2 separate regions of the Homo sapiens genome follow, and region 1 is linked to region 2. Evidence: chromatin contacts called from ENCODE Hi-C or POLR2A ChIA-PET data. All regions are on one chromosome and are shown on one strand. The core of a region is the stretch at or near the end of the contact, and the rest is flanking DNA. Distances in the headings are between cores, read along the strand shown.

Region 1 (5,724 bases), core at 470-2,969, 38 kb after region 2:
AAGGGGAAGGAAGGGTGGCATGCCAGCGAGGCAGGGAGAAGTTCCCGGGGCTGTCATCAGATGACCATTACCAATTTCAGTGTTCTGAGGAGGAACATTGCTGCCCTAGCCAGCTCTCATTGCACATTCATGCACACACAGATACAGAGAGACACACACACGTGCGCACACGCGTGCTCACGCACACACACATACACACACGTACACATACACAGGTCACTGAGCCACATTCCTTGGCCACAAGGTCCTTTCTTTCCCAAGGTCTCAGATTGCGTGTCTGACACGGATTTTTCCTAGCTGCCTATCCCATGGTGTGCAGGCTCCCATGGGGCCCCACAAATGCCCCAGAGGCCCCAGGGCAAGCTGCCCGACACCCGGAACTCTCCCTCAAGGTGCGGCTCTGAAGTAGACCAAAGAGCCCTCGCCAAGGGCTGGGACTCTTCCCAGGAGACGAGTGCTCCTCCGACAGGGCCCTTAACAGGAGTCTGGCACCTGTCTCTATGGCTGTCTCTACTCAGTCCCAGCTAGTAGCAGCACCGTGGGGAAGCCTGGGGTAAGAGGCAGAAGGGGATTCTAGGCCTCTGATCTCTGCAACTCGCCCCCACCTAAACCATGCCAAATATACACACGCTGAAAAAAATCACACAAATCAAACACAGTGTGCCGCTTCAAGGCCCTTTTCCCACCAACTGCCTCCTTGACCCTGCCTGTCTGGGGGTCCTGGAGCCACCTGGGTCTCAGCCATGGTGGTGCTGGGCTTCTGCCGGGCAGTGAACAGCTCATGCTCTCTCCTCATCCATCGAGGGCTCTCTGGGCCCAGGGACTGGGCTGGGCATTGTTGATCTCTGTCTTTCTAACAGCAAACTCAGCCCAGAGCCTCCTCACCACCCCTCTACCCACAGTGCTCAGAGAATGTCAGTGAACATGGGCAGCATTTAATTGCCTGGCAAGTTCAGATTTGCACCTTTGATCTGCAAGCCTGGCAGGGCTGGGTGATGGGAAGAACATGGCATTTGGGTGCAGATGAACCTGGGCTTGAAACCCAGCTTTGTCATTTCTATCTTGTGACCTTCAGTAGCTGCTTCACACGTAACATCCCTCTCCATCCCTCTCCTGAGCCCAGGTGTTCTCATCTGGGAAGTGGGGAAAGTTGTACCTAATTCACAGCAGAACATGTGAGTGTACAACCAGCCCAGCCCGTCATCTGGTGGCCATGAGCTGGGAGCCGTGATGAGTGTTTCAGTCTTGGTTCGGGGCGATGGGCCTAGTAAGCACTTTATATATATCCTAATCCTCCCAACAGTCCTATGAGGAGGGCACTATTATCATCATCAACTCCTTTGTACAGCCCAGGAAACTGAGGCACAGAGAGATTATGAAATTCGGCCAAGTTCACACAGCCCATAAGTGACAGGGCTATGGTTTGACCCAAAGCTTTTGGACTCTGGGGCCCACCCTCATAGCTATGGTACTAAACTGCTGGGTGTTTACCCCAAAACAGGAAACCTACAAAGGGGTGTTCTTTGAGTCTATCAAAAATATTTACTGAGTTCCTCCTAAGGAATTAGGAGAGGTGGTCTCAGCCCCACTGCAGGCTGCTCTCTGTGGGGTCCTGGGGAGCGGCTCCGGCCCTGGGCCTGCTGGCAGAGCTTTGCTGAGACCTGGCAGAGGCAGCCCTGCCCTGTCACGTCTCCCTCCACAGCCCACTTGCCTGCCAGGGTGTTTGAACAATGATTAACCAGCAGCGGGCAGGCCAGTGCAGGCCAGGCTGGGCACGGCGGGTGAGCTCACCCCTTGCACAATGGTGGCCGCACCCGCCGCCCGCACCCACCACCCGACTCAGGGGCTGGCCCAGTGGGGCAGGGCCAGGCGGGCTCCCAGAAGCAAGAGACATGAAGCTGGAGGGAAACAAGGGACAGCCTAGCCAGATGTGCAGATGTGACTACAATCACATTTGATGCCATCCTCCCACTCCAGCCCATGCAGACTCCAGCCCCTGTTGCCAGCCATCCATTGCTGGGATGAGACCAGCCTCAAGGGAGATGTTCCTCAAACAGTGTCACCTAAGCCTGTCCCAAGCTGCTCCTGCCACAGAGCATCAGACTCCAGACTGGACTAGAGGACGCAGGAGGACCCGCCCACCCAGGCCCATGACAGACAGGGAGCCACGCCTCAGGCCCCTCCTCCCCTTTCTCCATGAACCCTCTGAGCCTTGTGGAGCCCGGTCTCTGGCCCTGGCTGCTCGGGGAAGCACAGGCATGTGCCCATACCCACACCAGCCCCTGGGCCCCTCCCTGGGAGCATCCGGGGTCTCAAGCGCCAGAGCCTGCATGGTGGTGGTGGTGGAGAACTCACAGCTCATTCGGAGCCAAATCTGTCTCCAGATTCGCGGACGTTGCCACACCTGTCCACCCCAGCCTCGCCCGAGGCTTCGGCCTTTTATTTGCTTGTTGAGTGGAGCACTAAAGTCCTTTACCCTAAGTAAACCGTGTGTCCATTTCAGATCTGGCTTCACTGCCTCAAAAGCTAGGAGGACTGAAGAAGGTTGGGATGTACATCTGGGGTTCGGGGGACAGCACTATGTGTGGGGGTGGGGAGGGGGAAAGATAATTTTCTGTGAAGGTGGGAGGGGTGGAGGTGCCTTTACCCCACTCCCACTCCCCCTCCTCAGTGTTCCGAAAAGTCTGAACCCTGCTGGTCTGATGAGGGCTCCCAGCTGATCTGAGGGCTCAGTCAGCCTTGCCGGGTGCCCCTCCAAAAGAACCTAGGAGTCTGGGTGCCCAGGTCTGGGCCTGCCGGAGCTCCCTGGCCCCTCCTCACAGCCAAGAGACACTGTGATCCTCAGACTCTCTGAAGGCCCCTCAACAATCAAAAAAGGGTGGGCTCCCGCTTATTGAGAAGTTGTGCCTTTTTTTGTCCTAGATTCACCTGCCCAGCCTCAGGGACCCCAAGTTCTGGGTCATGTGCTTGGGACATCCTCACAGCCCGGCCTGAGAAGACCTGGGTATTCTGGCTCCCATGGTGCCCTCATTCTCTCAGGACACCTGAGGCCCTGGCCCTGAGGCCTGTCATGCGGCCTTCTTGCAGCATCGCTGTTTGTTTCCTGAGCTCCTGTCTGGGCTAAGCCCTGAGGAAGAAGAGAGTAGAGAGGATGCGCTTGCTGCCTCGGGGGCCTGCACCCTGGTTGGGGAGCCAGGCATGGATGCGGGCTGCATGGGCGCCAGCTACCATGATGGCTCCCTAGCAGCACCGTCTGTATACCACACTTTGTTCTGAGCAGGTCACATGTGTTTGTTTGTTTATTTATTTATTTATTTTGAGACAGAGTCTTGCTCCGTTGCCCAGGCTGGAGTGCAATGGTGCAATCTCAGCTCACTGCAACCTCCACCTCCCAGGTTCAAGCGATTCTCATGCATCAACCTCCTGAGTAGCTGGGATTACAGGCGCACGCCACCACGCCAGACTAATTTTTTGTATTTTTGTAGCAAAGGGGTTTTGCCATGTTGGCCAGGCTGGTCTCAAACTCCTGACCCCAGGTGATCTGTCTGCCTCTGCCTGCTGGGATTACAGGCATGAGCCAGTGTGCCTGGCCAATATGTGTTTAATTATTTATTACATGGGCTTCACAAGCCTGTGAAGCACATAGATCATTCCATGACCACCATTTTAAGGATGAGGGAAACGCTAAGGCATAGTGACAGTAAGCAACAGCCTAGGGATGTACAGCTAGTAGGTGGCAGAGCCCAGCTAAGACCCAGGCAGCGGGTCCAGCACCCATGCTGTCAGTCTCTATGAGATGCTACCTTTGGAGCAACATGCATCAGGAAGACAGGGCCAGGGGCAGCTTTCAGAGGGTGTAGACCAGATGGCGGCAGCGCTTGGCCCTGAGGTGTGATGGGATTTTGTGAAACAGAAGCAGCACAGGGCAACGCAGACAGAGGAAGCAGAAGCAGTATCTGCAAGCCTCGGAGGTGTTAATGACAATCACCCGAGGAAGGAGGTGGGGACAGGGGACTCCTGTACTTTCCCCCATACCCTTGCCTTGTTTGAATCTTCCATAATGTGCATATATTCATTAATTACAGGTGAAATTTAAACGCACAAAAAAATACAGTGAAGACTGAGTTGTGTGTCATAAAGCCATACAACTCAGCAGGAGTTGGCAAACCTTTCCTGTAAAGGGTCAGATAGTGAGTATTTGAAAATATTTTCAACTACTCAACTCTGCCACGGCAGCACAAAAGCGGCCATAGACAAAAGGCACACAAGCGGGCGGGGCTGTGTTCTAATAAAACTTTATTTATGGACATTAAAATGCCACATTTTCGCATGTCACAAAATATTCTTCTTTTGAAGTTTTCAATCGTTGAAAATGTAAAAAGCATTTTTCCCTCACAGACCGTACAAAAGCAGGCATGGAGGCAATACTGTGGCCTCTGGGCCATCGTTCGTACACACCTTCCCCAAAAGGCTCAGATAGGCGAGAGAGCAGGGAGGCTCCAGAGTTGGCTGGAGTCTAGTTGGCTGAGTCCAGTCACTCAGGTTGGCTGCAGCCCAGGAGTCCCAGGAGCGAGGAGCAGCAGGGCTGGGCCAAGAGTGGAGAGGGCTGAGGACAAACCCATAGGGCCTCGAAGGCCCCAGGAAGAGATGTTGTCACAGCTGACTCAGCCCCGTGCTCAGACTCCAGTGTTACCAGGTCCTGAATGTGAGACGCAGGCGTCTGCTTCTCCGAGCTTCAGTTACTTCAGCTGTAAAATGGGACACTGGCATTGACCTTGAAGGTCATGATGCATGGAAAGAGAGGGTTAGATCTTGTGAAAGGGGCTGAGGCTGGTGCCTATCCCGCACCAGAGACCCACGGGGGTGACGATGGTGTTTGCTGTTCATTCACACAATTGTTTTGGTTATTCTCAGGATGTTAAGCAGGCTCATGTCCAGGTATGTGTTTTAGAAATGTCTCCCTGGTGCTATGTGACGAATATGTCTGCATGTCTGTATGAACATCCTTCCTTCACCTTCCAGAACCTTCTCTCGGCTGCCCTGTACTAGGAAGACCAACCTGAGCAGACAGCATCCACAGGCTCCCTCACCCTCCTGTGGACAGACAACTCAGCTACTGGGGACCCCCAGAAGGAGATGAGGGGAGGGAGGAGAGCAGGGTTCTCCCTGACTCCCTCCTGCAGGCTGTGTGCAACCTGGATGCATCTTTTTGGAAAAGTCACAGCACTCTCCCAGCTCACCTCAGAGATTCAAGGGGGTCTCCCTGCCCCTTGCCCACATCTTTGTACACTCTTCTCAAATTACCCAAATTTGAATTCGACCTGCCTGATTGATAGAGGGCATAAGACTGGGTAAAGATACCAGCTAGGAGACTATTGCTATCATCTTGATGAAGGAAAATGAAGCAGTAAACCAGGACAGTGGTGATGAGGGTGAAGGAAGAGCTGGAACCAAGACATATGTAGACATTCAACAGGTGGAACCAGGAGCATTCCAGAGAGGGAGGAATCTCCAGGAGCAGTTGCATCTCTGGCTCAGGCAATGGAGGGGATGGAGATTCTGAGAGAGGATACCCAGGGGGAGAGGCTGGTGTTTGGGATGGAAATGATAACTTTGAGGCAGTGCCTGCAAACATCCAGGTGGATAAATGCACATGTATATCCAGCCTTCCTGAAGCTCTGATTTTCTACCATGTTTAGCCAGGATCCATCCAGTTCTCCCAGA
Region 2 (5,939 bases), core at 2,495-4,994:
CGCAACCCCTTCGGGGCAGGGTGAGAGTAAACAGGTCCCCTAGGTGTGGGACAGACGCCCGCTGCCCTCCTCCTGCCTTATTCATTCTCTCCAAAAACATTAATCACTGGTGGATGGACAAACTGTAGGGCACCCGTATGATGGAATGACCCCAGCAATAAGGAAGAACAAAATAGTAATACAATGAATGACATGGATGACTCTCAAGGCACTGCGCTGAAGTTCAGCAGTTAAATGAAAGCCGCCTAACTCAAAAGGCTGCAGACTCCGCCGCTCCCTGCGTCTGAACTCCAGGGAGGGCCACGCTGCAGCCAGAAAGCAGGTCAGGGCTTGCCTGAGGTGGGATGTGGGAGCGGGGATTGATTGCAATGGGGAATGAGGGAATTTTATGGGGGGATAAAAAAAATCAATGTTTCATTTGATGGTAGGTAGGTGGCTATTTCCATTTGGCAGAGCTTATCAAACTGTATGCGTAAAACAAGCAAATTCTACAGTATGCAAACTACACCATAACGAAGCTGGCAGAGTAAAGACCTTCCAGTTTGGAAACTATGATCTGGGAAGTGACCCATATTGCCTGGCCAGATACACGAGGGAAGAGTCATCTCCCTAGGAAACGCTTAAGAAAGGCTCAGTCCTTAAAAGAAATAAGAAACTGAGTGACCAGAAAAAATGAGGGAGAATTTGAAGAAATACAGTACCAGGGCATCATAGAAGAGCTGGCTTTAAATAGACTACAGATAGTGCACTCAAGTCTTAGTGCATTTGTACGCTGCCTGAATTACCTGACCTTGGTCCCTTATCTGATATCCTCATCCCCCCGGGCTCTACCTGAAAAAAAAGCTCACACGCATCTTTCATAAATAATAAGAAGCTATCCTTTAATGAGATGATATTTTATCTCTCCTGGCCCAGGACGGGGAAGGCGCCCGGCCCCTCTTGAGTCACCAGGCTCTTATGCAGTGGAGTTTCTCTCCTCTGCTTGCTTCCAGAGCCTTCTGCAGGCTACCAAGACAAAGCTTTCTCCCATTCCTCTGGGCCCGGTCCTTCTGCTCTCTGCTGCTGCCCTCTCTGTCCCCATTCCTCCTCTGCCTCTGGAATGATAGCATCTCCCAGTGGCTTTCATGTTGGAGTGCTGGCTCCTTAACTTAAGGTCAGCTTCTGAGGGCAGAAGGCTTGTCCCATTTTCTCTCCTTCCCTCTGCCCTCTCCTTTGGAATAAACGCACACATTCACCAATGCAGCCATTGACTGTGTGGCTCGCCCACACTGTTCAGGAGAGAGGCCCAGCTCCATCTAGCTTGAGCCCAAAGGAAATTTATTGGGCCACATTCCTGAGAAGTCCAGGACGTGTCAGCTAGGTTGAGACACAGCTGGATTCAGGATTGACAATCTCTTTTCCTGTCTCACTCTCTGTCTGCCTCTGTCTCAATGTCTTCTTCCCTTCCTCTCCTCCCTTCCCCTTCTTCTCCCTAATATCTTTCTCTCTCTAAGTAAGTATCCCCTGAGTATACTTCCTCACTCCTCCTTAAGCCCGAAAACAAAAGAACAAGACACAATAAATCCCTCATGTAAATGGTCATCCCTGACCTGGGGAAGTCCAAGATATCAAAAGCACAGCCTATTATTTTATCTATTCTTTCTAGTTGTGTATATAGCTGACTTTTCTGCTAGACTTTCCTTGTGTCCTCAAGGTGCCTGGCACAGGCCCAGGTACATGGCAGCCCCCAGCCCCACCCCAGATAGGATGTGACACTTGGTTGGGGTGAGGTCAGAGTGGGAAAGGGAAGAATCAGGGTCGGGGATGGGTCAAGGCTGGGGAGCGGCTGAGGGGAGGATCCTTTTGAGCTGTTCATTCCCTCCTGGTATTTTTGCCCATGAGGCCCTGCAGAGTAGGAACAAACTCCGCACATGCCTGTCTTCCTCCCAGAGCCCTCCACCCCCAATAAGCATCAGCCTGGGGGGCTGGGGCTGCGGGCTGAGGCCTGGGACAGAGTCCTGGTCAGCATCAGCCTAGCTGATGCCAATTAAGACCCAGGAATCCCCTGCCCCTACCCCTGGGCTCAGATCAAAAGACCTTGGCCCTCAGATGAGGGGCTCCTGACCATAAATCTGAAGGAGCACGGCCCTCCAGCTAATGAGCTGTCCTGGCTCAGACTAGAGCAGGGATGCCAGATCCTGTTTCATTCCAGGGTGCAGCCAGCCCAGAGTGAAGGGCCGCGGGAGGCCCTAGACCCCAGAGTGCCCATCCCCCCACAGCACCCGGCTTTGCAGGGACAGGCCCCGCTCTGCTCATAATCCCTGGGGCAATGTCCTGGAGGGTACATGAGAATGCACACTGTTCCCTGGGCTCCTGCCCTGCCGGGCCCCAAGATGGCTCCCTGTGCCCACCGTTTAGCCCCACAGGAATTTTAACCGCTAACATCTGGGTTCAGGAGACTCCGGAAGAGCAAACGTCTTCACCTCCTTTGATTCCCTTCACACAGAGGGCTTTTTCAATTTTAATTTGAGGTGACCTCTGACCTGAGTTCCCATTCTCATAGATTCCAGATATTTCCTGTGCCCTCAAATAACCTCCAAGCCTGCCCCCACCTGATCAGAGCCCCTGCGGAGGGGGCATGGCCTTCACCCACCCATGGCCCAGGCTAGGCTGGGAGTCCCCCTGGACTCCGGCCCCCTCCCCATATCCCACTCTGTTCCCCCAAAGATGCCTGCACAGCCACCCACCCACCAGTATCTCTCCAGGGCTCTCAGCTCCAGTATCTCAGCTGGGCCCAGCTGAGCCTGCTCTCAGGACACGAGGGATGGCAGACACCCCGGTGCCAACCTCTCTGGCTGTCATGTTTTTTAATGACAACAATCATAGAAACATCGGTGGAGCCTCTTCTCTGTGTCAGGTGACCCAGTAGCTCAAGAATAATTGCTCCTAATTTACAGATGAGGAAGCCGGCCCTGGAGAAGAAGAGGGACTTCGTGTACACACAGCTAGCTGTGGCCAAGCCAGACCATAACTGAGGTGTGTCAGCCCGGAGCCCGGTGCCCTCCAGGAAGAGGGGTCAGCAAAGGGATGCTGGCATTGGTGCATCTCCCCTGCTTTGTGAGTCCTGGTTTGGGCTGCCCATCTCAGCGTTGTGACCATCAGCACAAAGCACCAAGGGTCTTGGCAAAAGGCAGAGATGACAGAGAAGTGAGAAGCAGGCATGGGGGTGGGAAGGGCTGGTCAGACCTCAGCTCCGCCCCTGTCTCTTTCCAAAGTAGCTTTTGGATTGAGGTGGATAGTTCCCTCAGTTCCCATGAGGAGTCCAGCACGGTGCTAAGCTGGGCTGTGCAGGGGGCTACAAGAGCAGGCAAGTCCCAGTCCCTGTCTCAGAGGGGCTGAGAGACAAGCAGAGGTACAGGGACATGAGCAAGGCAGCCCCAGGACCAAAGTCAGGCCGAGGGGGTCAGGCTGGGTAGGCTGCTTGCAGGTAGGGAATTTGCTGCAGGTCTGGGTTACAGAGAGGCCCAAGTCCCATGCCCACATGGTGCTAGGTCAGGGCCCTGGCAGCCATCCCTCTAGGATGGCCACTCCCAACAAGGGCCTATGGCTCTCCAGAGCCCAGAACCTGAACACATCCAGGCCAGAGCCACGGGATGATGCACTGGCCCCTGCCCCATGGGTAAGAGGCTGAATGGCACATTAGGCAACCTCTCTGGCTCCAAACCCCAGCTGGCTGCCAGCCTCAGCCTCCTAGTCGATGGTTTGACCACATGACTCCCCATTAAAGCCTTTCCCTGGCTCTCCATCCTGCCCCTCGTCATGCCCGGTGACTCACGCTGCTTTTCCAGGCCCAGCTCACCACGGCTGACATCACCTTCAGCTCCACCCCTTTCCCAGCAAACCCTGATGAGCCCTCTCTTTCCTCTGACCCATTGTCCTCCTCGGAATCAAGAATGCTAGAGCCAAAAGCTATCTCAGGGAACATCTGGAGCAGCCTCACTTACAGCTGGGGAAACTGAGACCTGAGAGATGCCCCGCTGGCGTTTGTTCTAGTTCAGAGGCTGTGATTCATTTAGAACTTTAATGAAAGGATTTAGGGCTCAGTTAGGATCTTAGGGCAAATCATCGCTGCTCTGCCAGTAACTAAGCCCTTACCCTTACGCCTGCCCAGCAGGGTCCTGGAAATCAATCTCCAGATTCCGCCGGGTCCAGGGCTGCCCCATAGGTGCTGAGGCACTGGAGACAACAGGAGGTCTGGGATGGCCCCCAGCCCCTCCCTCTACCCAAATCGGGGCATGGCTAATTCTTTCTCTAAGAGATCCATTGCTTTAAAGTCCAGAGTAGAAGGGAAGAAACAGGTGTCAATTTCTGCCAGGAAAATGAGATCGAGCTGCAACCTCAGAGAAGCCTGGAGGGGTACTGTTAACGGGAACCCTCTGAGGCTCTGGGGCTGAAAAGAAAATCAAGGAGGAACAAGCAATCAAGGTTTTCATGGAAGCCTTGGGCTTCAGAAATAAGGCATCCCTGGAACGTGGTTTCTAAAGCATCACCTGAGAACTTGGGAGAAATAAAAAATGCAAATCCTCAGGCCCCACCTGAGACCTACCAAATCACACACTTTGTTTTGGGATCCCTCAAGCCCTCCAGATGATTCTGATGCATGCTCAAATTTGAACACCACTGCCATAAAGGACAACCAAAGCAGTAAGCAGGTCTCATAGCTGGTCAGCCCTGTTGGTCCTGGCCTGTGGTGGGTTCGCTGAGGCTCCACAGCCCGCTCTGCTTACCCATGTTATGGACCCCTCCCAGCCAAAACAGGCAGGATTTCTGCAGGCAGCTTATTCCAGAAGGGCTTGGAATGAGCCTTGTGGCCCAAGATGTGCTCTGGGAACATGGAGAGCCTCAAAGTCACCCACCCCTTCCATTTGCCTCTGCCCATACAAAAGGAATTCTGCCTCAGTTTCCCTGCTTTTCATTCCAACCCACCACTGGCCTTAGAACTCTGCCCTGGACCTCAGCCTGCTTCCCTGGGCACTGTTACCATGCCATGCATGGTGGCTGGCCTCCTCACCGAGGTCTCATCCTGCTCCTGTACCCCAGCTGCTGACTGAGGTGATTTGCAGACTGACAACACATTTATTACTGTGCTGTGGCTGCCCTGGGCCCCCAGGTACATGTGTGTGGATTGTCTACTGAACAAGGGCAGATGGCCAAGGAAGCAAGTGGAGGAATGAAATCCAGCTCACTTTCCACTCACCCACATCCCCTAGGGCGAGGTGGCACTAATTTGCAGGTATGCATTAGAGGGTCTAGTGCTTGAATGTCACACTCCCTTTCCCGAAGCTCCTGTTTCTGAGGTGACCCTCCCCTCCCCCTGCCTTCCCATTTCTACACCAGCCAGACCTCCCTATCTCTTCATGTCTACACCAACTGGACACCCACCCTTTCAAACGGGCCATGCCCTCCTTATCTTCTCTCTTAGGGGTCTCTTGGCTGGCTCAGTTGTCCCACCATTTCTCTCCTTATTCCTCATCCTCACAGACTTTCCCGTCATGTTGATGATGACATAATAACCAGCAGACAAAACATCTTTGTTGATAGAAGTTTGAGGTCATTTCATTACAGCATCTCCTAAGACATTCCATTCAGGGACGTGCCTGCCAGGCTGCTGGAAATGCCTGCCTTTTATGGCCTGCTTGGTTTGGTCACTTGTAACTTCTGCACATGATAGGCCCTGGGCTCCCTCTACCCTAGGGCAACCCCATAGAGACCTGAAAATCCTGTTCACGACTTGCCCCACCCGAATCTTGTCTTCCCAGCCCCTTGAATGAGTCCATGTGTGGCTTGGGCTCTCTCATCACCGCAGGTTAAACTGCCATGTAATTGATTTTTTTTCCAGGCAATTGAACACATATCAGTAGGCACCTAACTTTTCTCTTTTAACCACTTGGATTAAGAAA

Evidence for each region. A loop is a pair of places that touch in the nucleus more often than their neighbours do. ChIA-PET counts read pairs that join two places held with the same protein, here RNA polymerase II (POLR2A). Pooled maps may share reads with other maps.
Region 1: a loop to region 2 is called in a map of mammary epithelial cell, with 4 times the contacts of the local background. The contact joins two enhancer-like sites. A Hi-C loop is called at or near these places in 12 of 168 maps with a recorded cell type or tissue (Calu3, GM12878, HepG2 and 7 more), 9 of 37 single-sample maps with no recorded cell type and 7 of 50 pooled maps. POLR2A ChIA-PET finds 5 or more read pairs at or near these places in 6 of 52 experiments (A549, AG04449, AG04450 and 3 more).

What each region holds. Positions count from the first base shown.
Region 1 is chr2:20,178,097-20,183,820 of GRCh38, forward strand. No RefSeq gene overlaps it. Among named protein-coding and RNA genes, the nearest start is that of SDC1, 44 kb to the right of the region's middle. Within about 2 kb of position 1,720, at least 12 of the 41 ENCODE cell types and tissues checked have a DNase peak (open chromatin) inside an H3K27ac peak, as active enhancers do; they include PC-3, mammary epithelial cell and right lobe of liver, where a contact is called at or near this core.
Region 2 is chr2:20,137,812-20,143,750 of GRCh38, forward strand. No RefSeq gene overlaps it. Among named protein-coding and RNA genes, the nearest start is that of SDC1, 84 kb to the right of the region's middle. RefSeq lists an enhancer at 3,468-4,052. Within about 2 kb of position 3,745, at least 6 of the 41 ENCODE cell types and tissues checked have a DNase peak (open chromatin) inside an H3K27ac peak, as active enhancers do; they include PC-3, mammary epithelial cell and right lobe of liver, where a contact is called at or near this core.